Regions from separate parts of the Homo sapiens genome. Here regions 2, 3 and 4 are each linked to region 1. A link is a loop called in an ENCODE intact Hi-C map of the cell type or tissue named here. Cell type or tissue: endothelial cell of umbilical vein. All regions are shown on one strand.

Evidence for each region. A loop is a pair of places that touch in the nucleus more often than their neighbours do. Peaks named below come from ENCODE experiments on the same cell type or tissue, not always from the same donor. Only the 100,000 strongest peaks of a DNase experiment are listed, where the experiment ranks them.
Region 2: it touches region 1 in a loop (6-fold over the local background); 5 of 110 quality-filtered maps call a loop at or near these places.
Region 3: a loop joins it to region 1, with 11 times the contacts of the local background. A loop is called at or near these places in 46 of 110 quality-filtered maps.
Region 4: it touches region 1 in a loop (8-fold over the local background); 4 of 110 quality-filtered maps call a loop at or near these places.

The regions. Positions count from the first base shown.
Region 1 is chr11:60,189,950-60,197,949 of GRCh38, reverse strand. No RefSeq gene overlaps it. Among named protein-coding and RNA genes, the nearest start is that of MS4A6A, 11 kb to the right of the region's middle. RefSeq lists an enhancer at 1,950-2,029 and a cis regulatory region at 3,980-4,267. In endothelial cell of umbilical vein, a CTCF peak has its summit at 4,135 (motif pointing right); DNase peaks (open chromatin) are centred at 1,779, 3,379, 3,619 and 4,129; H3K27ac peaks cover 3,564 bases.
Region 2 is chr11:60,248,294-60,256,293 of GRCh38, reverse strand. No RefSeq gene overlaps it. Among named protein-coding and RNA genes, the nearest start is that of MS4A4E, 9.2 kb to the right of the region's middle. In endothelial cell of umbilical vein, a CTCF peak has its summit at 4,599 (motif pointing right); DNase peaks (open chromatin) are centred at 3,383, 3,953, 4,083 and 4,623.
Region 3 is chr11:59,818,945-59,826,944 of GRCh38, reverse strand. No RefSeq gene overlaps it. Among named protein-coding and RNA genes, the nearest start is that of MRPL16, 12 kb to the right of the region's middle. In endothelial cell of umbilical vein, a CTCF peak has its summit at 3,782 (motif pointing left); a DNase peak (open chromatin) is centred at 3,774.
Region 4 is chr11:60,097,230-60,105,229 of GRCh38, reverse strand. It overlaps MS4A2 (membrane spanning 4-domains A2), which reads right to left. Exons shown (of 7, transcript NM_000139.5): 7 at 6,763-8,000. Among named protein-coding and RNA genes, the nearest start is that of MS4A2, 13 kb to the right of the region's middle. In endothelial cell of umbilical vein, no CTCF peak of the experiment used is centred here; DNase peaks (open chromatin) are centred at 3,109, 3,679, 4,519 and 6,529; H3K27ac peaks cover 3,053 bases.

The DNA of each region.
Region 1 (8,000 bases):
TGGCAGAAGGTGAAGGGGAAGCCAGCATGTCTTATGCAGTGGAAGCAGGAGGAGGAGAGAGTGAAGGGGGAAGTGCTACACACTTTCAAACAACCAGATCTCATGAGAACTCACTATTATGTGAACAGCAAAAGGAGAGTCCACTCCCATGATCCGATCACCTCCCACCAGGTCCCTCCCCCATCATTAGGGATTACAATTCAACATGAGACTTGAGTGGGGACACAGAGCCAAACAGTATGAGAAGGTTTATCATTGTTATTAATTGGGGGTATGCTTTACTAATAATTTGTTTATTATTAACAGATTAATTATTAAAGCATTAATAATAATTGACTTATTATTAATAACCTTTCTGGAGGTCTCTATTCTATCCCCCAAGTATTCATGGAAGTCTCTGCATTCCAGCTGATTGGAACTTGAATGTCTCCCAGCATTGTGTGAGCCCTGGTAATCATACAGCTTACAACTACCTGGCTAGTCCTTGACTGTACTTTTAAAATTTCAACCTATAAAGGTACAGCTTTGTATTGGACAACAAATTTAGGATACTTGCAGATTTCTGGAACTCTGTCTCTGGAGAGCTATCCCCTTTATTGTTCTCTTCTCATTAATTCCAGCTGTTTCAGTGCCCTCAAATTCTGGTTTTTGTCTTATGAATTCAGCAATATCAGAATAAATCTCTCTCCCTACCATGGTATGGAAAGTTTCTTCATGCAGAAAACCAGAGCAATTATTATATTCACTTTGTTTTTTCACTTGTCAATGTTGAAATTCCTGCACTAACTTTGTCCAATGTCCGGAAAGAGTTGTGCTTATTTTTTTCCAGTTTTCTTTATGATTTAAAAAATTTTATTGAGACAAGATCATCCAGGTTCAAGTGCAGTGGTACAGTCATAGGTCACTGCAGCCTTGAAATCCTGGGCTCAAAGGATCCTCCCACTTCAGCCTCCCAAAGTGCTGGGATTAGAAGCATGAGCCACTGGGCCCAACCCAGTTTTTTAACTGTACAGAGTGGAAGATTAAGTCTGGTTCTATCATAATTGGAAGAGCTGAGCTTCAACTTTAAAAAGATGCTCATGAATGTAAATATTAGCATTTTTATTTTTCTTTATATTTAAAATTTACTTAAGCTTGTCAACATATGTAACTTAATTAAATCAATACTTCTAATTTAAAATATCCAAGCAGAAAATTTAAGTATTATCATTTTTATATGCTGTTATTTTTAGTCACCTTATTTAAGTTTCATGAAGTAGCTATTAAAAGACCCTAGCACATTCCAGTTATTTTATATTTAAGTTAATTTGTGATATTTTCCAATGTTTTATATAGTAATATCCAGACAGTTTTAATATATGCTCAAATGTCTTTTCTTCACACAACAAAAAATACAAGAAATATAATAAGACAAAGTTGTACACATTCCAGGGAAAATATTTAAATCTTTTAATTAATTAAAATATGTCCCTTGGTTTAAATTTTGAGTTTACTGTATGAAAAACACAGGAAAGATGTATAAAGCAACATCCTTTTGATTGCCTGGTGGATAGAAAAACAAAAAACAACTAAATTTGAGATACAGTTTGAACAAAGCTGACAATGCTTTTGCCTTCCTCTTTGAATCTCTTCAAGATCAGCAATTTATTTTTTTACTGACTCAGGTTTCTTGGGATTGCTGCTGCTCATGTGATTCCCAGGAACTTAACTACTTGTGAATAACTCTGTCAGGCTGATAATACTAGATTAAGAAAACAATTCATCTTCAATAAGTACACTCTTTCTAGCAGAAGAAGCAGTTCAGAAAGTTCCTTGTGGTTTCCCTTCTGAATCTTTTCATCGTCAATTTCAGCAAAGCGTGGTATTTTCCCCCAGTAAAAGGTCAAGATAGCTTGTTTTAATCCTTCTCAGACTCTAGGTACAGTTTCACCAGACACAGTGGGTAACTTGCTCTCATCTCTTAAATGGATGCTTTCAGCTTGGCCAGGAGGGGCTGGACATCAAGAGGAGGAAAGTCGCCGTCTGGATGGGGCTCAGGAATCACATAGTGCTGTATTAGCTAGCTGTCATCTATGTTGATTCTTTTTCCCTTATGCCAGCAGCAAAGTGCTTCAACCCTTGCTGATTACTTCCAGTAATTTATTTTTTATCTTAATTTTTTTCTACTTAGTATTCCCTCATATTTGGAAAAAGATGAAAATATTTCCACCTTACCTCCAGCTCTGAAGCCACAGACACTGTGCCCCTAACAGGGTCACCAAATTGTCTAAATAACATACATGCATATATATATATATATATATATATATATATATATATACACACACACACACACACACACACACACACACACACACACACAGGCACACATGGAATATATATATGCATTTTTAAGTTACTTGAAAATATATTTAAATACATAAATAATTTGTGTATTACACACAAATATGTTATTTGAAAATACATTTAATTATATAAATAATTGTATATTTAAATACATTTAAATATATAAATAATTGTATATATAAATATTTGTATATTACATATAAAGGTATGTTTTTAAAAACATAATATATGCAAAGGGAGAGATAAGTGAAGGAGATAGAGGAATATACTAATGGAGAAAGGAAAAGGAGATGCTGCTTACTAGCTTCTAGCTTTTGTTTTCCAGCAATCCAAAGAATAATATCTCACTAGAGATTTTATATGTGCTTCAGAAAGATGTATAGAAAGAGAAGAGTTCCTAGTGTATGGGGTACGAGAGGTATCATGGAATGGAAGGGATAACATGATAATTAAGAGAAGCACAGATGTCCTTAGGGAATAGAAGATTTTCTGGTCCTGAAGGAGAGGAGTTGGAAAGTGGGTAACGAAAACTGAGATGCAGATGGGACCTGGGAAACAGGGCTAGCTAGGAAACAAAAGCACAAATAATTGTTTTGGGTCCAAAGAGTTAAGGCCTCCTTATTCTCTAAGGAGAGATCCTTGGAACTAGAAAGGCCAGAGAGACAGACTTGCTCATGGACCTGCAGGAATAAGAGATATTTTATGGATAATGTGCACAGGGAGTTGTACGTATACTTAGAGGAACTCCAAAATTTCTCTCCAACCCCTTGTTGTCAAACATAAGCATCTGTTTTTGAGCTCTGACACAGAAACTTGGGATAACTAGATGACCTCTCAGCACAATAGGCTCTAGCAATAGGAAATTGACTTGAGTGTCATCAGCAAGACGGTGGAATAGGAAGCCTCAGGCCCTCATTTCCCCATGGAGAGACTGACTTGACAACAATGTATGAACTACAATGCCTTTGTGAGAACTCTAGAAACTAGTTAAGAGGTTGCAGCACCTTAGGTGAATGCAAAGCCAGGAAAAGATGCATCAAAATGAGGAGAAATTGTTGTCGCATTTTACTCATTCCAGCCACTCTTTCACCCTGGCACAATGCGACTTGATCTACAGAAAACATTAAAGTTCCAGTGGAACAGGAATTAAAAGAAATTAAAAACTGTGTAAGCAAAAACTCAGTTTTATGTAAAAAAAAACCCCCAATTTCCCTTAAGGAAGAGAAAGGGCTGGAGTCCTTTAAAATTAACTGCCTATTTTTCTTTCTGAGGCTAGTGAGCCTTATCTCTGTCTTTCCCAGGCATGGTGAAGCATTGTTTTTCTAGCTGTGCAGCTGCAAGATCACTAGACAGATAATCTCAAGTCATAAAACATGTTGTTTCTTGAAAAGGAAGAAATGATGTAATGCATGTCTTAATTAAATAACTGTCTTTGTTTCTCACTTCTGTAATATGCTTCCTCCTGCACAGATCTCCCCCCACCCCACAAAATGCTTAAAAGGTAACCACATTCTTTGTTCAGGGCTCATTCCTTTGGATGTTAATCTGACTGGCTTGGTGCACCTAAAAAATTAAATAATTCCTCCCCAACCTCTCTGTCTCTCTGATTACTTAATTATCCCACTGCACCAGATTCTCCTTTAAAGAGGCAAGAGGACTAGACCATGAGTCCAGCATTCTGGGTTTTGTGGGGGTTACCCAAGGTACTGGTTTCTGTCTTGCCTGACTCAGAGTGCAGAGTTGAATAGCATGTTGTGAGCCTCGGAGAACAAAGGCAGGCACACTATTTCACCACTAGGGAGATTGTAGTACTGCAGGCAGACACCAGGGGGAGAAAGAAGAAGAAGCAGGCAAAACTCTTTTACTAGGAAATTACACATACATGTCCCAAAGAAGTTTGAAGGGCCCCCAGAATCTCTAGCTATGCTAACCCGTAAAGGTCTTCCACTACATAAAGTCAGTTTGTAATGACTGGAAAAGGTTGGTGTTGTTTTCAAATGCACAAATCTCAATAAAAGATCACAAGGCATACAGAGAAGCAAGAAAACATGGCCCAACTAAAGGAATACAATAAATCTCCAAAAACTAACTTTAAAGAAATAAGTATCTATGAGTTACATGATCTTGTAAAGATATTTGTACACATATTTATTGCAGCATTATTAATAATAGCCAAGAGGTGGAAGCAACCCAAATGTACATTAATGGATGAATAAAGAAAATGTGGTATATACATACAATGAAACATTAATCAACCTTACAGAAGAAGGAAATCCTATCATATGCTACAACAAGAATGAGACTTGGAGATCTCATGCTAAGTAAAAGAAGCCATCACAAAAAAAAAAAAGAAGCCATCAGAAAAAGACAAATACTCTGTGATTCCTCTCATATGAGGTATCCAAAGTAGACACATAGCAGGACAAGCTGTAGACAGAACCCCTCAGACACCAAGTTAAAGAAGGAAGGGCTTTATTTGGCCGGGAGCTTCAGCAAGACTCACGTCTCCAAAAACCAAGTTCCCAGAGTGAGCAATTCCTGTCCCTTTTAAGGGCTTACAACTTTAAGTGGGTCCATGTGAGAGGGTCGTGATCAATTGAGCAAGCAGGGGTTATGTGACTGGGGGCTGCATGCACCAGTAATCAGAATGGAACAGGACAGGGATATTCACAGTGCTTTTCCATACAATGTCTGGGATCCATAGATAACATAACCAGTTAGCTCAGGGGTCGATCTTTAACCAGGCCCAGGGTGTGGTGCTGGGCTGTCTGCCTGTGGATTTCATTTCCGCCTTTTAGTTTTTACTTCTTCTTTCTTTGGAGGCAGAAATGGGCATAAGACAATATGAGGGGTGGTCTCCTCCTTTAGTCCCCCGCTTTGAGAATCTCACTCATTAGTGGGAGTTCTCACTTTCATTTTCACTACCCATGTCTTCTTGCAAGACAGATCAATAGTGATTCATATAGTACATTTGTGCTGAAGCATTTTGGTGAACTAAGGTAGCGATGAAGCTTTTTATCATTTGAAGAAGTACAGGTAGCAAACAAGAGAGCAGTAAGCAGGTTTCTATTACTATTATTACTCCTATTATAAGAGTTTTAAATCCTCCTAGCACTGGGAACCATTTTCCAAACATGGCCCCAGGATCATATCCATGCCACACTTGCACGGGCACATGTGCCAGTTTTGTCATATTTCTAACTATGTCTTCAACTACTTGCCCTTGGTCATCTATGTGTAGATAGCAATTAGTAAGGTTAAATGTCCTACAGACCCCTCCTTCAGCTGCCAGCAAGTAGTTGGGAGCCAATCTATTTTGATAGATAGCATTTCTCATCTGAGTTTCTTGCTGGGCCAGAATAGTCAAGGCTCTGCTGGTCTTATTAGTGATTATTTCTAAGACAGCTTGTAACCATATGCTTTGGTTGAGCATGTAAATGGGGGTCCAGTATCCCCATGAGCTGTCTTTTGCCCAAGTAGCAGGCCAATAATATTGTATGATTCTTTCAGGGGACCATTTATTATCTTTCCAATTTCTTATGGCTATGTTTCTCTTTTCATGGGAAGCATAGACAGGGAAGCCCAGGAGTTCACCTGTCTTTATGGGCAGTAGGAAGAAAGATGATTTAATAGTGCCAATAACACAACTACTTTCCCACTGGTCAGGTAATTTGGCATAAGTTCTATGCCCACATATCCAGTATAATCCAGTGGGGGCTGTCCAGTCCTGGTGGTACTCTGGGTGGGTTCACATGGTTTACAACTTTGGGAATTTACTAAATGGATTTTTCTTAGTGTGGTTTGAACGCCACGGTGGCTGTTTTTGTAGTACTATTATACAGTTTTTGCCCAAGGCAGCTGGGTCTTCCCACAGGAAGGGTGAAGTCCTTCCCCACTCTTGCTATACAGTATTGTCTAATGATTGAGGCTTTCAAGACCCAGAAGTTATCAGGGTGATTCTCTTGAGCCAGGAATTTATCAGGAACTGGGTCTGTAGGTACTAATTCTCAGGCTTCCCATGGCCATTGATCTCCCAGTATAGTTCCTCCGCATAAATAACATGAAGTGACATTGAGAGACTGGGCTACATGCTTGGCTAATTGCAAAAACAAATTTCTTGTTTTTCCTGGAATTTCTGGCACTGGCACATTCAGTTCATCATAGAAGTTTGAAATACTGGCTCAGGAGAGGGTTTATAAACTTCTTCTCAAACTATGATATTTACTCAAGGATCCAGTCCAGCCCCATCGATTTCTAGGGTTACATGCTCCCCTTTTTTCCAGGGAGGATCAAGGGGGTTGGTTATTACCAGTTCTAAGGGGTTACACGGACCCCTGGTATAGGAAGGGCCACTTTTCCTTTTCTGAAGGTGGACAGGATTTTTTTTTTCATTTTTTATCCAAGTAGCCTAAATGACACAAGACCAGTATCCACATTCATTTTCACACAGTCCTAATTCATGACAAATGTACTTATTTTTTGTCATATAGCCTCTTTTTTAATTAAGAGAACCATATCCTATTTCTAACTTATTACTATTAATGACAGCACAGGCATCAAATTTCAAGGTGACTTTTTTGGGCACCCCTTTTTCTTCTGTTTTGGCTAACACTTTAATCATGTCATTTATGAGCCCCCACGAGTCCTCAGTCCTTAATCTTATTTCAAAAACTGTGGTCATGGGAAGCTCAGATGGGTCATAACACACATAACACAGGTCATTTCCTGGGTTACATACCTTGTATAGAATAACATTATACAAACAAGTTATTTTCAGAGTTCCAGTACACTTATAATAACCATAAAATAATAGGACCATAGCAACTTTTTGTCCTACCTCAGTGACTTGGTGTATACACTGGGAACAGTCCTCAGTCTGAGGAAGGTCAGTTGAAGTCCTTACTGTACAAGTTCAAATTTTAAGGAAAATGAGTCCCATGATGAGTTTTCTTATGCTTTGGCCATGTGTGGACCAGTCAGCTTCTGGATGTGACTGGAGCAGGGCTTGTTGTCCTCTTCAGAGTCACTTTGCAGGGGTTGGTGAAACTGCTACTGTCCACATACAGCTCACAGTCTACTGATGTTCAAGGATGGTCTTGGAGGTTGGGCCTGCTAGAATAAACTAGTCCAATACCTCTACATATTTATGTTCAGCTGAGCTCTCTGATACCGGGAACAAGGTGGCAGGGTTTAGGGTGTTGCAAACTTCAATGGTTATGGGGGATTTTCACATAGCAAGCTTTGATACTTGGTTAATCTAGCATTTGTTAGCCAATGATGTCCTTTGGTATTCATCAAAGTTACCACAGCATGGAAGGCCTTTATATTCAGGTTTTGCCTAAGCGTTAGTTTATCTGCTTCTTGTGCTAACAGGGCTGTCACTGCCAGGGCCCTTAGACATGGGGGCCAGCCTTTGGAAACTTTGTCTAGTTGTTTTGAGAGATAGGCCACTGTCCTTGGCCAGGGCCCGACAGTCTGGGCTAAAACTCCAACTGCCATTTTTTCTCTTTCTGACACATAGAGTGTAAAGGGTTTTGTCAGGTCAGGTAGCCCCAGGGCTGAGGCCAACATGAGTTTTTCTTTTAACTCATGAAAAGTTCATTGCTGTTGGTTGTAATAGATGTAGTTCATCTAATCTACATATTTATTTACAG
Region 2 (8,000 bases), 58 kb before region 1:
AAAGTTTTATGATAAAGATGAAGCCTCTAGGTAGCAGGCTTCAGAGGCAATAGGCTGTAAAATGTTTTTTTTTATCAGACCTAAAGTCTGTGTTGATGTTAATGCCAGAGAGGTATAAGGAAGCATGCTCGACCCCCACTTCCCATCAAGGCCTGAACCAGTCTTTTGGGTTAAATTTTAAAAGAGCCCTGGCTGAGGAGGAAGTCCATTCAGATGGTTGGGGCCTTAGAATTTTATTTTTGGTTTACATTATGGTACCTTTGCAAAGTTTACAAATTTGGTGATGGCCCCAGGTTCCAAAGTCACTCTTGAGGCACTTCTGTCCCATTGGCCTTATTCAAAACCTCCTGATATTCATTTCCTCTCTGGTCTCTGTGTTCCTGGCATCCTCATGTTGCATCAAGTGAGATCTGTCTCTAGTGACAAAAGTCCCTTGCCACAGTAGCTATGGCCACTGTTTCTTTCAATGGAATCATTTAGGCTTCTAAAGCAAACCTTACAGGCACAATTTTCCCCTTGTCCTCATTGTAATTTCAGCCAAAGAACAGCTCTGAGAGAAAGGGTGAACCAAAGCTGCTATGTAGGCCTAGGGAGCCGGTGGCCCTTGGAGGCTCAGGACAGCCAGTCCCTCCACCAATGTGCTCCACTCCAGAGTCTAGCATCTCTTCAGCCTTTGATCGTTCAGGCCTTGTGTGTGGTGCTTCATCCTAAAATACTGTGGTACCTCAAAGAAATGGAAATGTTTCTTTTATCCACAGCATTTTGTTTCTGCATGATTTATGTATGACCCTCGAATTCTGCATCCTTCTGAAGTGTTCCCACATTTTGGAATGCTTGACTGAGCTCCTAACAATTCATCTGCTCCTTAATTGGATCCAGTTCCATATCTGTTGATGTAACATTGTAAGGTTGATGACGTTAATTGATTATAGTATATTCTATTTTCTTTTCTCTTTCTTTTGTCTTTTTTTTTTCTTACTGGTCTGGACATTTTTGTCTTCCTAACATACCCCTTTCATTGAGTCTTCAAGACTCTTAGTGTTCCAAAAGCATCCATTGTTCAAACAAGGCTTGTCCACCTCATCTCCCAGTGTCCCATGATGCCCCTAAGTGACATACTACTGTGTTACCAATGTAGAACCAACACTGGACTTCATTGTTGACTTGAAACCACCCAATCAAGGCTACCACAGATGTGACACAGGATTTTTCTTGACCACTTTGCAAGCTGGAGACCTCTGGCTGGTGATGGCCCCTACCCAGGCCTTGCTCAGTTCTGGGCTCACTGTAGGAGATGCCCCATCTACTCAGCCTGCCAGACCATGCCTGGTTTGCACTCCAGCATGGATCCCATGTACACTACAACAGTGCCCTCATCCCCTAGTGGGAGGAGGTGTGTGAGTGAGTGAGTGAGGGATTGGGCCAGCCGTTCCAAGCACTGACACAGGAGCAGGCTTCATGCAGGGCTTGACCAGGCATGTCACAAGTGACTCCCACAGTGGACTCCAGCATCCAGATGAGGAGAACACGGTGGCACCCAGGCAGAAGTGTCCACAATGCTGAAACCCCAGAGGGGGTGTTGCAGCACACTAATAGCAATTTTAGTCGCACCATCTGCAGCTTGATGGATGGTAGTGTGTAAACAGCTCTGTCAGTCCCATAGCCTCACTCCAGCCTGCAGCTCCAGGGCTGGCTTGTTCCTGCCACTGCTTCTCATTGCATGGGGTGGCTCCCGCCACTGTCATAGGGCAGAGGGCCACAGTGTTACGGCCTTCTTTGTACCCACATTCGGTGGGTTCTGAGTTCTTGTCCCACGTCCCAGAAGAATGAGGTTATGCTGATAATTGAAAGGTGAGGAGAGTGGAGGAGGATTTTATTGAGAGACTGAACAGCTCTTGGCAGAGAGGGGATGCAAGGGTGGTCCCCCAACCAAAGTTGGGTGTTCTCTCTCACCCGGAGGTGGTCAGTTCCCAAGTATGGCTGAGTCTGGGGCTTTTATGGGCTCAGAATGGCAGAGTGAGTGCTGATTGGCTTGTGAGTATGCAAAAAAGGCTAAAACAAAGGCAACACTCAAAGGTGGGCATGACAACGTAAAAGACCAATTAGGGAAGGGTAGGTACATGTAAAACAGGTGAAAGGTAAGAATCATTCAGAGGAAAGCATGCCAAACAGGAAGATAGGTTCTCAATCTGGTCTGTGGATTTGTCAAGACTTGTAGCTTGGCTTTCAGGCTTTAAACTGTCTTTGATTTGAAGATGAGGTTCACCAGACACCTGCCCCTGTTTGCCTAGGATTTGTCTACCTCCTACTGCTATCAGATGCATCAATCTCCCCAAGTGCTTTTTTTAATATATTTTTCAAAGTTCCTAGTCTCTGAACATAGGTTTTTTGGGGAACTAGGGCCTATACACAATACCCCTTTCTTCTAGTCCTCTCTTTAGAGTGACTTGCAAAATAAGAAAAGAATTCCTTCAACTCAAGGCCAAATGAAATTCAATTAATGTGCCAAACCAGTCACTGGCAGAGCTGGGTCATGCCAGGCCTCCTCTGTAAGAAGAGGCACCTCCAAACCCTAGCAAGGGAAGGGAAGAGCAGGTGATGATGCTGTCTAGTAGGAAGACTGTCTCCCAAACAAATGAAGAAACACAGAGGGGCTGAGCCACACAAACCCAAGCCCTCCTTCCAAACACAGAGGGGCTGAACCACACAAGCCCAAGCCCTCCTTCCAAACTCTGCAACTTTGTGCAGCATTCCTCTTTCCCTGAAGAGAATCAGGTTAAGGAGAGGAAATAAACAGGTGTGTTTCTCTATAGGAAGTTCTGCTGGAAGGAAATGTGAGGCTAGAGACAGAGGAAGTTCCCTCCTAACTGTGAATACCTCTGGGGAAGGAGGCAGGGGGAGGAGGAGACAGGGAGAGCTTTGGGGCTACCTGCAGCATTTTATTTCTGTAAGGAGGAAAACGATGTATCTAAATACAGAAAATGATCATGTCACCTGAATCTCGGGGAAGATATGTAGATATCTGTTTTATCATTTTCTACTCTTTTATCTATGTTTATAAAGTTTCACGATTAGCATATAAACATTACAAGTTATTCTGAAACATTTATCATCTCACCTTTTTATAAAGCTGATCCTTTCTGAAGGAATACCAAAAAAAGAAAAAGAGGAAAATATAAGTGTCCTAGGAACCTCAAAGTTGTTTTATTTTTACTTAATGTACCATTTTTATACAGCTCAGCAATTTATAAAAGTCCCTGAGTGCCAAATATATATATAAATATTTTCCCCTTGTTTGACCTTCTGTCTTCCTCTTTTCTTTGTGTTTCACTGTAGCCCCTCAAACAATGAGTACTCTTTTCAGGACAAAATGTCATGCACAAGTCATAAAGTACAGAGGAACTACACCCTCCAGAACAGTGGTATGGGCAACTTTCTGCCTAATAGATACTTTATATTAACCAAGCAGTAGATTTCCTCTCAAACAAATGAAAAGCAACTGAAGAGAAACCTCATAAAAACACAGCACATTTTTGTTTCCCAACAGTTATAAACAACCCAGTTTTCCTTTCCCTTCTCACCCCATGTTCAGACACTATGAGTATTTCCCAAACTTTGGAAACAAAGACCTAAGTTTCAGTTTCCTGCAATGACATGTTGGTGACATTCTACTGCAGTCTTCAGGGCAACTGCTGATGGCAGAGTTGCAGCTGGCTTGGAAAATTTATTTTTATTTATAAGGGCAGAAGCAAAGGAAGCCCCCAGGTTCACTCACTGAAAATAACTATTGCCCATCTGCATTTGTTTTTGCTGCAGCCCCAAGAGCCACAGTAGAGAGGCTGCTGGCATGGGCAAGCCTGGTCTTGGAGCTTAGGGCCACTGACCTCGGCACTAACATGAGTCCCTTTCACAACAGATTGCCACTGCCCTTACGGATCTGAAACTCAGGGTCAGCATAGGCTCAGAGAGGTCACTGGCATCTAATCCAGCAGACCAGACAGATGTATGAGCACTTTCCCTCCAGAAACCTATTTACTTCTTCAAACACACAAACATTATATTGAGCAACTTTTATAACTTTTTGGTATCTCCTTCTCTGTTTGCAGAATGGAGATAGTTAAACATAATAATACTCCATGATCACAGGATGAGAAAATATATACATCCAGCACTTAGAACAAAGCCCGACACAGTGTAATGTAATTTCATCAGGACTTCTGAGCTTCCTTTTCTTCCTCTTACATCTCTTCCTGTCTCACTTTCTTAAATGATACAGCTTCTCTACACTTCCATATACTGGCACCCTCTTTATTTCCTCCCTCCAGCACTTGCACACAGAGACACCTAAAATCCTCAAGACCACTCCAGTGATTTTCGGGTACCACTCTTGCTAGACAACAGAAAAAAGTAATATGGAAGGAAATTTTGCATCTCAACTCTTTATAGCTTAGATAATGCTAAATGGTCCATATGCTTTCTGATAGTTGAGGGCACATGCATTTATACAATAACATGCACACACAAAGTACCGTCCCATGTGAGTGTTTAGGGGGAACGCTAGGCAAATCTGAGGCTCCAACCACTTTTTGTGTACTTTTCACAATTTCCCAGCAGATGGCAGCAAAGTGTCCTGAGGACGGTTGGGTTTTTCTATGTAATTGAGCTCTGGAGGCAGTGTAAAGCTGGAGGCTAAATTGTCCCTCTAGATACACAACAGGACATAGGCAGGAGTAGCTTTCTGTTCAGTTTCCTCTGAGGCCCGAAGAGAACAGATGACACAGAGTCATGCCAAGGGCAGCCTCTGAAGCAGGTAATTATTCAGATAGAATTGAAATCAACTTTTTTTTTTTATGAGAGGAGTATTCTGTTATCAATATTGTGTAGAATTTCTTACAAGTAGGTGATAAAAAGCAGATGGCAGTTTGTTATTGTTGTAAAAAAAAGCCCAGGACCAGACGGATTCACAGCCAAATTCTACTAGAGGTACAAAGAGGAGCTGATACCATTCTTTCTGAAACTATTCCAAGCAAAAGAAAAAGAAGGACTCCTCTCTAACTCATTTTATGAGGCCAGCATCATCCTGATACCAAAATCTGGCAGAGACACACACACACACAAAGAAAATTTCAGGCCAATATTCCTGATGAACATCGATGCAAATATCCTCAATAAAATACTGGCAAACTGAATCCAGTAGTGAATCAAAAAGCTTATCTACCACGATCAAGGCGGCTTCATCCCTGGGATGTAAGGCTAGTTCGACATACGCAATTCAATAAATGTAATTCATCACGTAAACAGAACCAATGACAAAAACCACAGGAATATCTCAATAGATGCAGAAAAGGCCTTCAACAAAATTCAACAGCCCTTCATGCTAAAAACTCTCAATAAACTAGGTATTAATGAAATGTATCTCAAAATAATAAGAGCTATTTATGACAAACCCACAGCCAATATCATACTGAATGAGCAAAAGCTGGAAACATTCCCTTTGAAAACCAGCACAAGACAAGGAAGCCCTCTCTCACCACAGTTAGGCAAGAGAAAGAAATAAAGGGTATTCAAATGGGAAGAGAGGAAGTCAAATTATCTCTGTTTGTAGATGACATGATTGTATATTTAGAAAACCCCATTGTCTCAGCCCAAAATCTCCTTAAGCTGATAAGCAAATTCAGCAAAGTCTCAGGATACAAAATCGATGCGCAAAAATCACAAGAATTCCTACAGACCAATAACAGACAGAGAGCCAAATCACGATTGAACTCCCATTCATGATTGCTACAAAGAGAATAAAATACCTAGGAATATAACTTACAAGGGATGTAAAGGACCTCTTCAAGGAGAACTACAAACCACTGCTGAAGGAAATAAAAGAAGACACAAACAAATGGAAAAACATTTCATGCTCATGGATAGGAAGAATTAATGTCGTGAAAATGGCCATACTGCCCAAAGTAATTTATAGATTCAATACTATCCCCATCAAGTTACCAATGACTTTCTTCAAAGAATTAGAAAAAACTACCAAATTTCATATGGAACCCAAAAAGAGCCCATATAGCCAAGACAATCCTAAGCAAAAGGAACAAAGCTGGAGACATCACACTACCTGACTTCAAACTATACTACAAGGCTACAGTATGGTACCAAAACAGATATTAGACAATGGAACAGAACAGAGACCTCAGAAATAACACCACACGTCTACAACTATCTGATCTTTGACAAAACTGATAAAAACAACAATGTGGAAAGGATTCCCTATTTAATAAATGGTGTTGGGAAAACTGGCTAGCCGTATGCAGAAAACTGAAACTGGACCCCTTCCTTACACCTTATACAAAAATTAACTCAAGATAGATTAAAGACTTAAACGTAAGACCTAAAACCATAAAAACCCTAGAAGAAAACCTCGGTAATACCACTTAGGACATAGGCATGGTCAAAGACTTCATGACTAAAACACCAAAAGCAATGGCAACAAAAGCCAAAATTAACAAATTGGATCTAATTAAACTAAAGAGCTTCTGCACAGCAAAAGAAACTATCATCAGAGTGAACAGGCAACCTACAAATGGGAGAAAATTTTTGCAATCTATGCATATGACAAAGGGCTAATATCCGGAATCTACAAAGAACTTAAACAAATTTGCAAGAAAAAACAAACAACCCCAACAAAAAGTGGTCAAAGGATATGAACAGACACTTCTCAAAAGAAGACACATATATGGCCAACAAACATATGAAAAAAAGCTCCTCATCACTCATCATTAGAGAAATGCAAATCAAAACCACAATGAGATGCCATCTCATGCTAGTTAGAATGGTGATTATTAAAAAGTCAGGAAACAACAGATGCTGGAAAGGATGTGGAGAAATAGGAATGCCTTTACACTGTTGCTGGGAGTGTAAATTAGTTCAACCATTGTGGAAGACACTGTGGCAATTCCTCAAGGATCTAGAACCAGAAATAGCATTTGACCCAGCAATCCCGTTACTGGGTATATACCCAAAGGATTATAAATCATTCTACTATAAAAACACATGCACATGTATGTTTATTGCAGCACTGTTCACAATAGTGAAGACTTGGAACTAACCCAAATGCCTATCAATGATAGACTGGATAAAGAAAATGTGGCACATATACACCATGGAATACTATGCAGCCATAAAAAAGGACAAGTTCATGTCCTTTGCAGGGACATGGATGAAGCTGGAAACCATCATTCTCAGCAAACTAACACAGGAACAGAAAACCAAACACTGCATGTTCTCACTCAGAAGTGGGAGTTGAACAATGAGAACACATGGACACAGGGAGGGGAATATCACACAACAGGGGCCTGCTGGGGGGTCGGGGGCTAGGGGAGGGAAAATATCAGGAAAAATACCTAATGTAGATGACAGGCTGATAGGTGCAGCAAACCATCATGGCACGTGTATACCTATGTAACAAACCTGCACTTTCTGCACATGTATCCCAGAACTTAAAGTATAAAAAAATTAAGAAATTTTTAAATAAGAAACCTGAAATGTAGATATTCTATAGGAAAAGTGACATGGTTTCTTTAATAGATAAATGACATGAATAAAAAAGAGTGGGAAGGGGAAAATATAGATTGAAGGAGACTTAATTAACATATCAACAAAATGCAATGTCTGGCCTTTGGATGGATGGGGCTGGGGTGTTCTTGACTTAAGAAAATGAACAAATATGTATGAGAAAATAATAAAATTTGAATATGAACTCTATATTCGATGATACTAAGGAATTATTGATAATGCTGTAAAATGTGATAATGATATTAGAAAATGTTATGGAATAAGTGTCATCTGTTAATGATCCATACCAAGGTATAAACTAGTGAGGTGATATTAAATGTGAGATTTACTTTAAAATACTCTTACAAATATGTGCAGGGTGGAGAGAGATGAGAAAACATTGGCAAACTATCGATAATTGTTGAAGCAGACTGGTGGATGTATGGTAATTC
Region 3 (8,000 bases), 370 kb after region 1:
TAGGACATATATATCATACGTACGATATATAAGCATATATATCGTACGTATGATATGTAAGCATATAGATCATATATATGAGTGCATATATATAAAAATACCCATTTTCCAAGACTTATTTCCATTTTTTAATATGTTTCCAATACATTTTCCAGCTTGTTTCCATTTGTCATTATCTCACAGATTAAGGATTTCTACTCTTTGTTTGTTCATTTGGGGACTACTACACAGTTTAAGGATTTTTTTTCCAAGCATTGCTTCTCTCGTTTCTCTTGCCCATAATTCTCATGTTACAGTCATTTAGCACCAGTAACTCATCTAAGAAACAGTTCAACTGGGTGACTTATTAATATACAGTACCTGATTTCTTTTAAAAAGGTGGTAACAATGAAACAGAATACCCCTGAAACAAAGCCACAGCCTACAACCAACTGATCTTTGACAAAGTCAACAAAATAAACAATGGGGAAGGATATTCTACTCAATCAATATTGCTGCCATATGCAGAAGAATAAAATGGGATTCCTACCTCTCACCATATACAAAAATTAACTCAAAATGGATTAAAGACTTAAATGTAAGACTTCAAACTATAAGAATCCAAGAAGAAACCCTAGGAAATACCCCTCTAGATGTTGGCCTAGGCAAAGAATTTATGACTAAGCCCTCAAAAGCAAATGCAACAAAAACAAAAATTGACAATTGAGACCTAATCAAACTAAAACTCTTCTGTTCAGCAAAATAAATTACCAGCTGGGCGCGGTGGCTCATGCCTGTAATCCCAGCACTTTGGGAGGGTGAGGTGGGCAGATCACTTGAGGTCAGGAGTTCAAGATCAGCCTGGCCAACATGGTGAAATGCCATATCTACTAGAAATACAAAAATTAGCCGGGCATGGTGGTGGGCACCTATAATCCCAGCTACTTGGGAGGCTGAGGCAGGAGAATCACTTGAACCCAGGAGGCAGAGGTTGCAGTGAGTCAAGATCGTGCCACTGCACTCCAGCCTGTGCAATAAAAGGAGACTCTGTCTCGAAAAAAATAAATAAAAATAAAAATAAAAACAACCAAGGAAAGAAAAAAAAAGAAGTTACCAACAGAGTAAACAGACAACCTACAGAATGGGAGAAAATATTTGCAAACTCTGAATCCAGCAAAGAACTAATATCCAGAACCTATAAGGATCTTAAACAAATAAACGAGAAAAAAAAAACCAATCCCATTAAAAAGTAGGCAAAGGACATGAACAGAGACTTCTCAAAAGAAAACACACAAGCAGCCAACGAACATATGAAAAAATGTTCTACATCATCAATCATCAGAGAGATGCAAATCAAAATCACAATGAGAGGCTATATCACGCAAATCAGAATGGATATCATTAAATGATCAATAAATAACAGATGTTGGCAAGGTTGAGGAGAAAAGGAAACACTTATACACTGTTGGTGGAAATGCAAATTAGTTCAGCTCCTATGAAAAGCAGTTTGGAAATTTCTCAAAGAACTAAAAATAGAATTACCATTCAATCCAGAAATCTCATTACTGGATATATACCCAAAGGAAAATAAATGGTCTGCCAAAAAGACATCTGCACTCATATGTTCATCACAACACTATTCACAATAGCAAAGACACGGAATCAACCCAGGTGCCCATGATGGTAGATTGGATAAAGAAAATACGTTACATATAGGTCATGGAATACTACATAGCCATAAAAAAAAATGAAATCATGTCCTTTGTAGCAGCATGGTTGCAGCTGGAGGCTGCAATCCTAAATGAATTAATGCAGAAACAGAAAACCAAATATTGAATGTTCTCACTTATAAGTGGGAGCTAAGGCTGAGGGGAGTGGCTCACACCTGTAATCCCAGCATGCTGGGAGGCCAAGGTGGGAGGACTGCTTGAGCCCAGGAGTTCACAGACCAGCTGGGGCAACATAATGAAATACTGTCTCTATGAAAAATTTGAACATTAGCCGGGCATAGTAGCACATGTCTATAATGACAGCTACTTGGGAGGGTAAGTTGGGAGGATCACTTGGGCCAGAGAGGTTGAGGCTGCAGTGAGCAATGATCACACCACTGCACTCCATCCAGTCTGGGTGACAGAGCAAGACCCCATCTCAAAAAACATAAAAAATAAAATAAGTGAAAGCTAAACATTGGGTACATATGGACAGAGAGATGGAAACAATAAACACTGGAGATGAGACGGGAGACAAGGAGTGGGGCAAGGGTTGAAAAACTATTTATCAGGTACTATGTTCGCTACTTGAGTGACAGGCTCATTAGAAGCCCAAACCACAGCATCACACAATATACCTATGTAACAAACCTGCACGTGTACCCCCTGAATCTAAAATTTTTTTTTTTTTTTTTTAAAAGGATGGTTGCGGCCGGGTGCGGTGGCTCACGCCTGTAATCCCAGCACTTTGGAAGGCCGAGGCGGGCGAATCACGAGGTCAGGAGATGGAGACCATCCTGGCTAACACGGTGAAACCCCGTCTCTACTAAGAAATACAAAAAATTAGCCAGGCGTGGTGGCGGTCGCCTGTAGTCCCAGCTACTTGGGAGGCTGAGGCAGGAGAACAGCGTGAACCTGGGAGGCGGAGCTTGCAGTGAGCCGAGATCGCGCCACTGCACTCCAGCCTGGGCGACAGAGCGAGACTCTGTCTCAAAAAAAAAAAGGATGGATGCTCATAGATTTGGAAGATGAAGCAAATACATTTATTAAACACTGTAGTGTTTCCTTTCACTTGGAAATTTAATGTTTACTTCAATTTTTATAAGAGGAGTTTCATAGAAAGGTGCATTTGTATTTATTATGCACTCAGTTTTATGTTGGGTAGTAGTAAACTCTCATAGCAATTAATGAGAAGAAATTTGTAATATGATAACTGTTTTTCTTCGTATTATTTCATATGATTATAATTAGAGGGAGTTGTTACACTTTAATTCATTCTTCTCTATTACACTCAGTACATTAGGATAGAGAGTTTATTATAAGCAGTATACATATCTCAGAGAATACAATTTATATTTTGAAGTTAGAATGCAAATTTTAACTTCAAAAAATAAATTAAATTTTAAAAATAGAAAGACACAAAATTACTGAACATACCAAACAAAATCAGTACTGAATATGCATAGAAAGTACCTAATCAGGAAGAAACCTAACATTACCTCTGAGGTTTTTCTGGTCATTATTTTACTGCCTCTACTCACATTTTTCTCATAGTCTCACAAGCAAGGATCATTTTTGCTTAACAATATATCTTCATCACCTAGCACAGCATCTGGCATAAATATTTATATTGAATTAATTAATTATTTTAGTTCAGAAAAGATTAAGTTACTATTGGAAAACATAGTCTACAGATACAGTGTGAAGAAATCTGATCTTGGGATCAAAAGATTTTGAGTTGTCACTCCTGTATTTGCTCATAAACAAGGTGAGTGACCCAGACGAGTCTCTAATTAACTCAAAGATCAGTTTCTTTATCTATACTCAGAGATTTGGCATAGAATCATCTCTAAAATTCTCTTTATTTTTGGAAAAGTCTTAAGAATTGTATTCTCTGAGATATGTATACTGCTTATAATAAGCTCTCTATCCTAATGTATTGAGTGTAATAGAGAAGAATGAATTAAAGTGTAACAATTCCCCCTAATTATAATCATTTATGTGTGCTCATTATTGCATAATGCAAATGCCCAAGCACGCATTTGGTTGAGGTTTCAGTGTCTATAATAAGCACTTTGTGACCTCTACTGGACATACACGGTAAAGTCTCGTATGAGCCCAGGAGTTCGTAGACCAGCTGGGGCGACATAATGAAACACCGTCTCTATGAAAAATTTAAACATTAGCCGGGCCTTGTAGCACAGATCTATAGTGACAGCTACTTAGGAGGGTAAAGTGGGGAAGGGTCGATTGAGCATAACTATTTTGTGAAGATGCAGAAAAGAAAGAAAGGAAGATTGCTAGCAAATACTTTCCCTCCATTTAGGGATTGTATACAATTGCACTTGTCTTTAATTAGATGTGTGAATAACCTATATAACAAGTATGTGATTGAAGTACACTGTTGAGGAACTGGAACTAAATATCTGACACCTCCAGTCGCCTCAAACTGAGATCCTGCAATTCTTTGAAATAGCAAAAGCCTCAACTTTGTCAGAAGTGCAAATGGTTCTCAGATTAAAATGAAAAAAAAAAAAGAGAGGAATGAGAATTCTAGCCAAGAAAATGAAAACAGAGAGTGTGGAACTTAATTTTATCTTGAAGAACAAACATGTTAAACATAGCCAGTATGTTTTTTTGCAGAGTGCAAAAACAAAGAACTTGACTGAACAGATATAAAAATGTGTAATAAAGTGGCAATGACTAAAACAATGTAGCACCAGTCTCAGAGCATGTGAATGGAAGAAAATGTCAAAAGGAACTCCCGAAAGCTGTGAGAATTTAGTACATTATAAAGTCACATATTAAGGCCAGGCCCGGTGGCTCACGCCTGTAATCCTAGCACTTTGGGAGGTTGAGGCAGATGAACTATTTGAGGTCAGAAGTTCAAGACCAGTCTGGCCAATATGGTGAAACCCCATCTCTACTAAAACTACAAAAATTAGTCAGGCATAGTGGCATGCGCCTATAATCCCAGCCACTCTGGAGGCTGAGGCAGGAGAATCACTTGAATCTGGGAGGCGGAGGCTGCAGTGAGCAGAGATCACGCCACTGCACTCCAGCCTAGGCAAAAGAACAAGATTCTGTCTCAAAAAAATAAAAAATAAAAATAAATAGGCCGGGCGCGGTGGGTCACGCCTGTAATCCCAGCACTTTGATTGGCCGAGGCAGGTGGATCACAAAGTCAGGAGATCGAGACCATTCTGGCTAACACGGTGAAACCCCCTCTCTACTAAAAATACAAAAAATTAGCCGGGCATGGGGGTGGGCACCTGTAGTCCCAGCTACTCAGGAGGCTGAGGCAGGAGAATGGCATGAACCCGGGATGCAGAGCTTGCAGTGAGCCGAGATCGCGCCACTGCACTCCAGCCTGGGCGACAGAGTGAGACTCTGTCTCAAAAAATAAATAAATAAATAAAGTCACATATTAAATGAGAATTTTCAACTTTGAGAAAGAATTATGTTATATCCCTACCTCTGGCCTTTATAAGCAGTATCAATATATTTTGAATTATCAAAGTAAGTCAAATATTAATATTATTATTAATATATTTGACTTATTCTTTTTCTTTCTTTTTTTTTTTTCTGAGACAGGGTCTTATTATGTCGCCCAAGCTGGAGTGCAGTGGCACAATCACAGCTCACTGCAGCCTCAGCCTCCTGGGCTCAAGCAATCCTCTTGCCTCAGCGTCTCAAGCAACAGGGAGTACAGGCATGAGCCTCCAAGTCTGGCCAATATTTTATTTTTGTAGAGATGGACTCTTGCTGTTTTGCCCAAGCCAGTCTTGGACTCCTGGGCTCAGGCAATACTCATCTCAGCCTCCCAAAGTGTTGGGATTACAGGCATGAGACACTGCACCTGGCTGAAAGTCAAAATTCTTAAGACTATTACTGACAGATTTTACTGCATAAAAATTATAAATGGTCCTACTTCAAAAACAATCAAGATATATTGAAAACTGAAAAAAATGAAAATATACAACCAGCTGGGCACAGTGGCTCATGCCTGTAATCCCAGCACTTTGGGAGGCCGACGCCAGTGGATCACCTGAGGTCAGGGATTCAAGACCAGCATGGCCTATATGGTGAAGACTCGTCTCTACTAAAAATACAAAAATTGGCTGGGCCTGGTGGTGGGCACCTGTAATCCCAGCTACTCAGGACGCTAAGGCAGAAGAATCACTTGAACCTGGGAGACAGAGTTTGCAGTGAGCTGAGATCACCCCACTGCACTCCAGCCTGGATGACAAGAGTGAAACTCCGTCTCAAAAAAAATAAATAAATAAAAATAAAACATATACAACCTAATAGGAGGTAATATACTTAATACATAAGCAATTTTGAATTGATAAGAAAAAAAGCAAAATAATTAAAAAATGGACTAAGTATACAAGCAAATCACACATACAGAAAACAAATAGACAAAAATATGTGAAATCAAGGACATGAGAAAAAATTTGACATCACTTATCATTAAGGAAATGCAAACTAACCTATAATCAGTATGTAGGTTATATTAAGTAAAATTCAGAGAACGTCATCAGAAATCAACTTTAGTTTACTACTGGTTATCCAAATCAACTCTGTGAGGCTGGGTTGGGTTTGATTTTTTGTGTGTGTTTTTTTTTTTTGTTTGGTTTTTGTATTTTCTCATTACTCTCTTATTTAAAACATAAAAATTAAAAAGTTGTGTTGTCACTTCTAATCACAGAAAACATTCTCACTTCAGGACCTAAAACGTCTGATTCTGTGTAACAGTCACAACTCTGAATTCCATTTAAAAGAAAAGTGACTCTCCTCCCCCAGCTCGGCCCTGCTTCAGACAAAGAGATAATAGTAAAAACAAAATGGGGAGCATGGGGTGAACCTGTTTCCTCATCTTGCACTTTTACTAATCAGGTAAGATCTTTCCTATCCCCAGTCTCTCACTATTTACGATGCCTCTGGGATGGTGGCACCTGATGTGAGCTGAATAGGATCCCTCAAAAAATATATCATCTTGAAGACCTAACCCCTAGCACTTCAGAATGTAACCTTATTTGGAGACAGTATTTTTACAGTGGTAATCAAGTTAAAATGAGGTCATTAGGATGGGCTCTAATCCAATTCGCTGAAATTTGCATTCACACAGACAGACATATACAGAAGAAAGATGATGTGAAGAGATGTAGGAAGAAGACGGTCATCTCCACGCTAAAGAGAGGCCTGGAAAAGATCCTTCCTCACAGCCCTTAGAAGCAGCAAGCAACCCCACAGACACCTTGATTTCAGACTTCCAGCCTCCAGAACAGTGAGGCAATAAGATTCTGTTGTTTAAGCCGCCCAGTGTGTGGTACTTTGTTTTGTGTTCGTTTGTGTGTTTGTGTATGTGTTTGTTTGTTTGTTTGTTAGAGACAGGGTGTCACTCTGTTGCCCAGGCTGTTCTTAAAGTCCTGGACTCAAGCAATTCTCCCACCTCAGCCTCCCAAAGTGCTGGCTTACAGGTGTGAGCCACTGTGTCCAGCCTGTGATACTTTGTCATGGCAGCTCTAGGAAACGAATACAGCACTCAGCAGTACTTTCCTTCTTAAAGAAGAATTCATAAAGCACTCATGAGAGAAAGAGGGTGCTTTAATAGTGATATCCTGTCTCTAAACAAACAAAGTACCATACACTGGGTGGCTTAAACAACAGAATCTTATTGCCTCACTGTTCTGGAGGCTGGAAGTCTGAAATCAAGGTGTCTGCAGGGTGGCTTGTCACTTCTAAGGGCTGTGAGGAAGGATCTTTTCCAGGACCTCTCTTTGACATTCTGAAGTACAAGGGGTCAGGACTTCAAGATATCAAATGTTTCACATGCACAAACACACACACACTCGGACACACACACACACCTGCTGTGGATCTCTCATCTGCTGTTCCCTTGATGCAGGCAAATTCATCTCTGCTGAGTTGTTGGCTGGTTGCACACAATTCTTCCCTCAGGCCCAGGACATCCATCATCACACCTACTCCAACTTCTTTCTCCCTGTCTTTGATGCAGTTCTGTTGATGTAAGAAACCCTACCTTGGCACTCTACACAGGAGTCCACACCTAGTCATGGAGTCCACACCTAGTCAACAGGACATGCATGCCTTTGCCCCACCATCAATGGAAATGTGGCTACTTCGCAACTGCAGCTCTCTACTTTTGATGCCACAGGCAGCTTCTACCAGCCTCCAAACATATCATTTTCTCAAGCCAGTGTCAAACCCCAAAGCCCACTGTCCCTTAAACTGCAGAAGAATTATATTAAACTCTCTGAATGATCTAGAAATGTCTTTCACTGGGCT
Region 4 (8,000 bases), 93 kb after region 1:
TGCACATGGCAGGCCACAGGCCCAGATTGTCCCTTTTCTACTAAGGTGGTCCTCCAGTCGACCAGGTGTAGGCTGCATGGTAGCTCATTTCCAGGATTCTACAACCTGGAGTAATAAGTCATGTCAAGCTCTCTCTGCTATATCCCAAAGTCCGGCACCCTGCGGATCAGTCCCCGAGGGCCATCCAACCTCCGTCTCCCAACACTAAGTTCACTTCGTCACTCTCATGACACAGAGGAAACTTAGTGTTTCTTGGAGACCTGAAAGGATGCAGTGAGCTTAAGAATTTTCAAGAGCTTATCAATCAGTCAGCCCTTGTTCATCCCCGAGTGGATGTGTGGTGATATTGTGGTAGACTTTTACTAGGCACTCTGCCAAATAACTGGAGTGGCACTTGTACTTTAGTCCAATTGGCTATCCCTTTCACCCTGGCATTTCATCAACCAGAAGAAAAAAAAAATCAGACATTGTAAAGCGAGAGAAGCCCCTTATAGGTCTTTCAACTCTCATGTCTATTTAAATGCAACTGGAGTCCCACAATGAACACCAGATGAATTTAAAGCTTGAAATCAAATAGCTGCAGGATTTGAGTCAATATTTTAGTAGGTGACAGGTAATAAAAATGTAGATTAGATAAACTACATCTATTACAACCAACATCAATGAGCTTTTCATAAGTTAAAAAGAAAAACTCATGTCGGCCCCAGCCCTGAGGCTACCTGACCTGACAAAACTCTTTACACTCTATGTGTCAGAAAAATAAAAAATGGCAATTGGAGTTTTAACCCAGACTGTAAGGCCCTGGACAAGGCCAGTGGCCTATCTCTCAAAACAACTAGAGCAAGTTTCCAGAGGGTAGCCCCCACGGTCTAAGAGCCCTAGCAGCCATGGCCCTGTTAGCACAAGAAGCAAATAAACTAACCCTTAGGCAAAACCTGAATATAAAGGCCCCCTATGCTGTAGTAACTTTAATGACTACCAAAGGACATCATTAGTTAACAAATGCTAGATTAACCAAGTACCAAAGCTTGCTATGTGAAAATCCCCCATAACCATTAAAGTTTCCAACACCCTAAACCCTGCCACCTTGCCCCCGGTATCAGATTGCCCAGTTGAACATAACTGTGTAGAGGTGTTGGACTCAGTTTATTCTAGCAGGCCCAACCTCCAAGACCATCCTTAAACAGAAGTAGACTGTGGATGGGAGCAGCTTCACCACCCCTGCAAAGTGACTCTGAAGAAGACGACAAGCCCTGCTCCAGTCACACCCGGAAGCTGACTGGTCCACGCACGGCCAAAGCATGAGAAAACTCATCACAGTACTCTTTTTCCTTAAAATTTAGACTTTTACAGTAAGGACTTCAATTGACCTTCCTCAGACTGAAGACTGTTCCCAGTGTGTACATCAAGTCACTGAGGTAAGACAAAAGGTTGCTACAGTCCTATTATTTTATGGTTATTTTAAGTGTACTGGAACTCTAAAAAGAACTTGTTTGTGTAATGTTATTGTATACAAGGTATGTAGCCCAGGAAATGACCAACCTGATGTGTGTTATGACCCATCTAAGCCTCCCATGACCACAGTTTTTAAAATAAGATTAAAGACTGAGGACTGGTGAAGGCTCATAAATGATACGAGTAAAGTGTTAGCCAAAACAGAAGAAAAAGGGGTGCCCAAACAAGTCACCTTGAAATTTGATGCCTGTGCTGTCATTAATAGTAATAAGTTAGGAATAAGGTGTGGTTCTCTTAATTAAAAAAGAGGCTATATGGCAGAAAATAAGTACATCTGTCATAAATTAGGACTGTGTAGAAATAAATGTAAATACTAGTCTTGTGTCATTTAGGCCACTTAAATTAAAAAAAAATAAAAAGGATCCAGTCCACCTCCAGAAAAGAAAAAATAGCCTTTCCCGTACTAAAGGACAATGTAACCCCTTAGAGCTAGTAATAACCAATCCCCTTGATCCTCGCTGGAAAAAAGAGGAGCGTGTGACCTTAGGAATCGACGGGGCTGGACTGGATCCTCAAGTAAACATCTTAGTTCAAGGAGAAGTTTACAAATGCTCTCCTCAGCCAGTGTTTCAGACTTTCTATGATGAACTAAATGTGCCAGTACCAGAAATTCCAGGAAAAACAAGAAATTTGTTTTTGCAATTAGCTGAGCACGTAGCCCAGTCTCTCAATGTCACTTCATGTTAGGTATGTGGAAGAACGTAATAAGAGGTCAATGGCCATAGGAAGCCTGAGAATTACTACCTACAGACCCAGTTCCTGATGAATTCCCGGCTCAAAAGAATCACCCTGATAATTTCTAGGTCATAAAAGCCTCAATTATTGGACAATATTGCATAGCTAGAGAAAGAAAAGAATTCACTCACCCCGTAGGACGACTTAGTTGTCTAAGACAGAAACTGTATAATGGTACCACAGAAACAGTCACTTCGTGGAGTTCAAATCACACAGAGAGAAATCCATTTAGTAAATTCCCAAAGTTGCGAACCGTTTGGACCCATCCAGAGTCCCACCGGGACTGGACAGCCCCCACTGGATTATACTGGATATGTGGGCATAGAGCTTTTGCCAAATTACCTGACGAGTCGGCAGGTAGTTGTGTTATTGGCACTATTAAACCATCTTTCTTCTTACTGCCCATAAGGACAGGTGAACTCCTGAGCTTCCCTGTCTATGCTTCCCGCGAAAAGAAAAGCATAGCTATAGAAAATTGAAAAAATGATAAATGGCCCACGAGAAAATCATACAATATTATAGGCCTGCTACTTAGGCAACAGACAGTTCGTAAGGATACCAGATCCCCATTTACATGATCAACCGAATCATAGTTACAAGCTGTCTTAAAAATGATCACTAATAAAACCGGCAGAGCCTTGACTATTCTGGCCCGGCAAGAAACTCAGATAAGAAATGGTATCTATCAAAATAGATTAGCTCTCGACTACTCGCTAACAGCTGAAGGAGAGGTCTGTAAGAAATTTACCCTTACTAATTGCTGCCTACACATAGATAATCAAGGGCAAGTAGTTGAAGACATAAAGATATGACAAAACTGGCACATGTGCCCGTGCAAGTGTGGCATAGATTTGATCCTGAGGGCATGTTTAGAAAATAGTTCCCAGCGCTAGGAAGATTTAAAACTCTTATAATAAGAGTTATAATAGTAATAAGAACCTGCTTATTGCTCCCTTGTTTGCTACCTGTACTTCTTCAAATGATAAAAAGCTTCATCACTACCTTAGTTGACCAAAATGTTTCAGCACAAGTGTACTGTATGAATCACTATTGATCTGTCTTGCAAGAAGACATGGGTAGTGAAAATGAAAGTGAGAACTCCCACTATTGAGTGAATGTCTCAAAGGGAGGGAATAAATGAGGAGACCACCCCTCATATTGTCTTATGCCCAATTTCTGCCTCCAAAGAAAAAAAAAAAGTAAAAACTAAAAGGCAGAAATGAAATCCACAAGCAGACAGCCCGGTGCCACACCCTAGGCCTGGTAGTTAAAGATCGACCCCTGACCTAATCAGTTATGTTATCTGTAGATTACAGACATTGTATAAAAAAGCACTGTGAAAATCCGTATCCTGTTTTGTTTTGATCTAATTACTGGTGCATGCAGCCCCTAGTCACATACCCGCTGCTTGCTCAATCGATCATGACCCTCTCAGGCGCACCCCGTTAGAGTTGTGAGCCCTTAAAAAGGACAGGAATTGCTCACTTGGGGAGCTCGGCTCTTGAAACAGGAGTCTTGCTGATGCCCCTGGCCGAATAAACCCCTTCCTTCTTTAACTCAGTGTCGGAGGAGTTTTGTCTGTGGTTTGTCCTGCTACACGCCCACCTCTGCCTCCCAAAGTGCTGGGATTATAGGTGTGAGCCACCACAACCAGCCCGGCTTTATTCACTTTCTTACTCTCGTATAGGATTTGGAATTCCAGTTCAAATTTTCCAGTTTAATTGTTGATTTCTCATGGTACCTGCTCATGCCAGAAAAACTCTGTACGTTCTAGTAACATCTTCTATTTGCCTAAGTGGATCTTTCTCTCCTCTCTCCCTTTTTGCACATGAACTTCTGAAGGACAGCATTTATAGCAATTCATATTTTCTGTTCTGTGTCTTAGCAAAATGTCTGGAATCTAACAGGGCATCGGCTCTTATTCAGGTCTGTTGCCATATCCATAGAATCATGTTAGATAAAATATCAATTTATTTACAAATGGCAAAACATGGCAGCACCATTGTCTATCCTAGGACACTTGTCTCTAAAAAAAAAAAAAAAAAAAAAAAATCATTGAACAATAGCATACCATGTAAGAAACCACTCTTAACATTCTCATATAGACCAATTGCCAGCCCTCCTTCTGCCCAGCCTAAATCTATCCCCAGGACAAGGCCTTACAGCAGCACAAAACAGATTCCAATCCAAAAATTTTATATAGGGCCACCAAATAACAAGAGGAAATGAGCTGTTTTCTCTGGGCACCTTTTACGCACTGTTTAGTGTTAGAGCCAAAAATTGATCTTGGCTCTCTCTCTTCCTTCTGTTTTTTACAGATTGAGCCTCTTGTACTGTTTTTCAACCAGTTCCTTCCTGATAGGCAGACATGGTGGGTTAAGATATTTCTCACTGATGAAGAAAGTTGATATGCTTTTACAGGTTTCCCAAAACTCATCTGATAGCATTTTCCCTAGAGCCTCTTTCCATCTACCTCTCTGCCTTTTTGGGACTAAGATAACATCATTTTGTAATATATGTTTTTTACAGTTCAATTTATTTGGAAGTAGTCTATGTGAAGGTTACTAATAATTACATTCCCTGATCTTACCCAGGGTCTTAAGCCCACTTTTTCCAACCGGAGTTAAGGGATAGGTGAATATTGCCAAACGTTCCTGAGAAGCTGACAGTGTCTCTTTTCCTAATTTCAAGTTCAGGATTACACATCAATGTCTATAAATGAAAAAACAGGTTCCATTCATCATTCGAGAAACCGGGCTAAATGATTTTTGAACATGCACAATATTATGTTTAATATATCCATTTAAGAAACAGAAGAAAACTAAGATAGAATAAAATGATTGGCCAAGATCATACAGCCAATACCTAATATAGCTACTGCAATTTGCTTCTGCGTATATTGTATTCCAAAATCCACCATCTTAATAATCCATGACCCCCAATATTGTTCAACAAAACCCTATGCTGGAACTCCCAGATAGAGGCTATTTGGAGATGTAAGTTCAGCTCACTTAACTGTTTGTAGAGTGAACAGAGGTTTTCCAGTGGAGGGAAATACTCATGTAACACAGAGAGATACTAACGAGGGAGCCTCACACTCTGGGATATATAGATTTACCCCAACACTCTAAATCAAGTTACAATTAAAAATATGGTACCCTGTCTCATTAGTTGTTTATATAAGTAGATTCATGTCTATAGCGGGAATTGTTACCTATTATATACTTATAATGGGAATTATTTGGGAAATTTTCTTTCTTTTTTTATTTTTTATTTTTTTTGAGACAGAGTCTCGCTGTGTCACCCAGGATGGAGTGCAGTGGCGCAATCTCGGCTCACTGCAAGCTCCCGGGTTCACGTGATTCTCCAGCCTCAGCCTCCCAAGTAGCTGGGACTACAGGTGCCCACCACCACGCCCGGCTAATTTTTAGTATTTTTAGTAGAGACGGGGTTTCACCGTGGTCTCTATCTCCTGACCTCGTGATCTGCCAGCCTCGGTCTCCCAAAGGGGAAATTTTATTTCTAAGACAATTTTTAGGAAAAAAACCCTTTGATTAGCATTTTTCAGAGGGATTTAGAAAAATATTATTGTTGCAGGTGTCCTGCTACACCACACACTTCTTTTTTTTTTTTTTTTTTTTTTTTTTTGAGACGCAGTCTTGCTCTTTTGCCCAGGAGGGACTGCAGTGGCGCTATCTCGGCTCACGGCAAGCTCCGCCTCCCTGGTTCATGCCATTCTCCTGCCTCAGCCTCCCGAGTAGCTGGGACTACAGGCGCCCGCCACCACGCCTGGCTAATTTTTTGTATTTTTTAGTAGAGACGGGGTTTCACCGTGTTAGCCAGGATGGTCTCGATCTCCTGACCTCGTGATCCACCCGCCTTGGCCTCCCAAAGTGCTGGGATTACAGGCGTGAGCCACCACGACCGGCATCACTTCTTTACCCAAAGTGGAGAGCTACTCCTTTGAAAATATGTCCACCAAATAGTTCTGATTGCTGTTGCTATCTCAACCACAAACTAAGTAATTGTGATTACCAAAAATCCTAAATATTGAAAAATCACAGAATATGGGAACAGAAAGACCAGTTAGGAATCTTTTGTTCCAAATTTCTCATTTTCAGATGTAAAACCTGAGGTTCACAAGGAGAAAAAACTTTCTCAAGTTTACATAGCAAGTAAATAAGAGTGAGGACTGACTGGTCAAATATGACTCATGCTCCAGTTTCCTTTCAACTCTATTCCATCAATTATTGACAAAAGATGGCTGGTGATTGTCCCTACATTCTGTTTTCTGGCTATGGGTTGTTTATAGAGTGTGCTGGTGATTGTTCCTACATCCTGTTTTCTGGCTATGGGTTGTTTATAGAGTGTTCTGTTTGATAAAGAGCTGATGAAAAGGAGGACTTCAGAAACTGCTCTTGGTCTTTGGCATCATTTTATTGATGCCTTAATTCCCCATTATCTTTGATAAGTACCTAAATCTTGCATGCCAACACAAACACAGATAAGAAATCAAGTTACATTATTCCAATTTATTGCACAAATACAGGTAATTGAGAATACATAAGGAGGTCACAAGCACACTAATAATTAATGATACAATACTGCATCGTGGGATAGAGTAGTTATGGAGCAAGAAATTAAGGCTGGATGAAAAGGTGTTCATTCAGTGGTCTTCATGGAGAAGATGACATTGAAGTTGAAATTTAGAAAGACAATTTGGGGCAGTGATAGTGTGAAGAGAACCCCAGCATTGTGCTCTGTGTCTGCCTGAGGTGGGCATACTATAAAAGGCAGGTAGGGTGGGGCAACTCTCAGAATGATCTTGAGAAAAAATTCATAAATTGTGTGTTGTGTATAAGAAATATGTAGTCAATGATGAAAATATAAATTGAGTGAAATAAAAGAGATATCATATACTATACAACTGTAAAGATATAGATTGGATCCACTCCTAGAGGTCCTGGTAAACCAGGGTTAAGAGTCTGTATGTGAACATCCATGCCATGGAAGTGATGTGATTAATACCTACAGATGATCAAGAGTAGAGATGCAGCTTAGCATGATACACAGTGAAAGGGTAGGGTTTTTATTCTGCTGTCAAATTTGGAGAAACAAAATTGTATTTTAGAAAAATGAGAATGGAAAACCTCAGGCCCTACAATTAAATAAAGCATACCAAGTCACTTAATTATTTGTTGTGTGATTGTCGTGATCACTTTCACAATCTAGGGAAATTAACATCTACCTGTCACCTTTTAATCTTGGCATCCTCAATACATAAAATGTAATTATTTCATTAATTGTGACTAATACTCTCAGACTGATTTTTTTCAGTCCATCTGTAGGACTCTTATACTTAGGCTAAAAACATAAACTATCTTTTCCTTCTTTTATAAACAGAATTTTTTCTTAGCTTGCTTTTCTTCACTACCTTCTATTCATAATCAACTATCTTATTTCTCACATATGCTCCCATTCTCTTTCTCTAAAGGTCTTTGCAAATGTTTTATTCATTTACTCATCACAATACTCATGTGTGGAATTTCTCAGCACCTTTTGCATTCATTCACTATTGCTGTTTTCTCTGCCGCATATTCATGCCTTAGGTGGAGTTGCTTATCACTGTGGACTTTTCTCTTGCCCAAGCCTAGAGATACTGTCTCTGATGGATACTTATTTTCTCTTTATCTAATCTTTCTCTATTTTGGGCTACCTGCTCTCTACAGTTTCACAATGCATGTTTATGA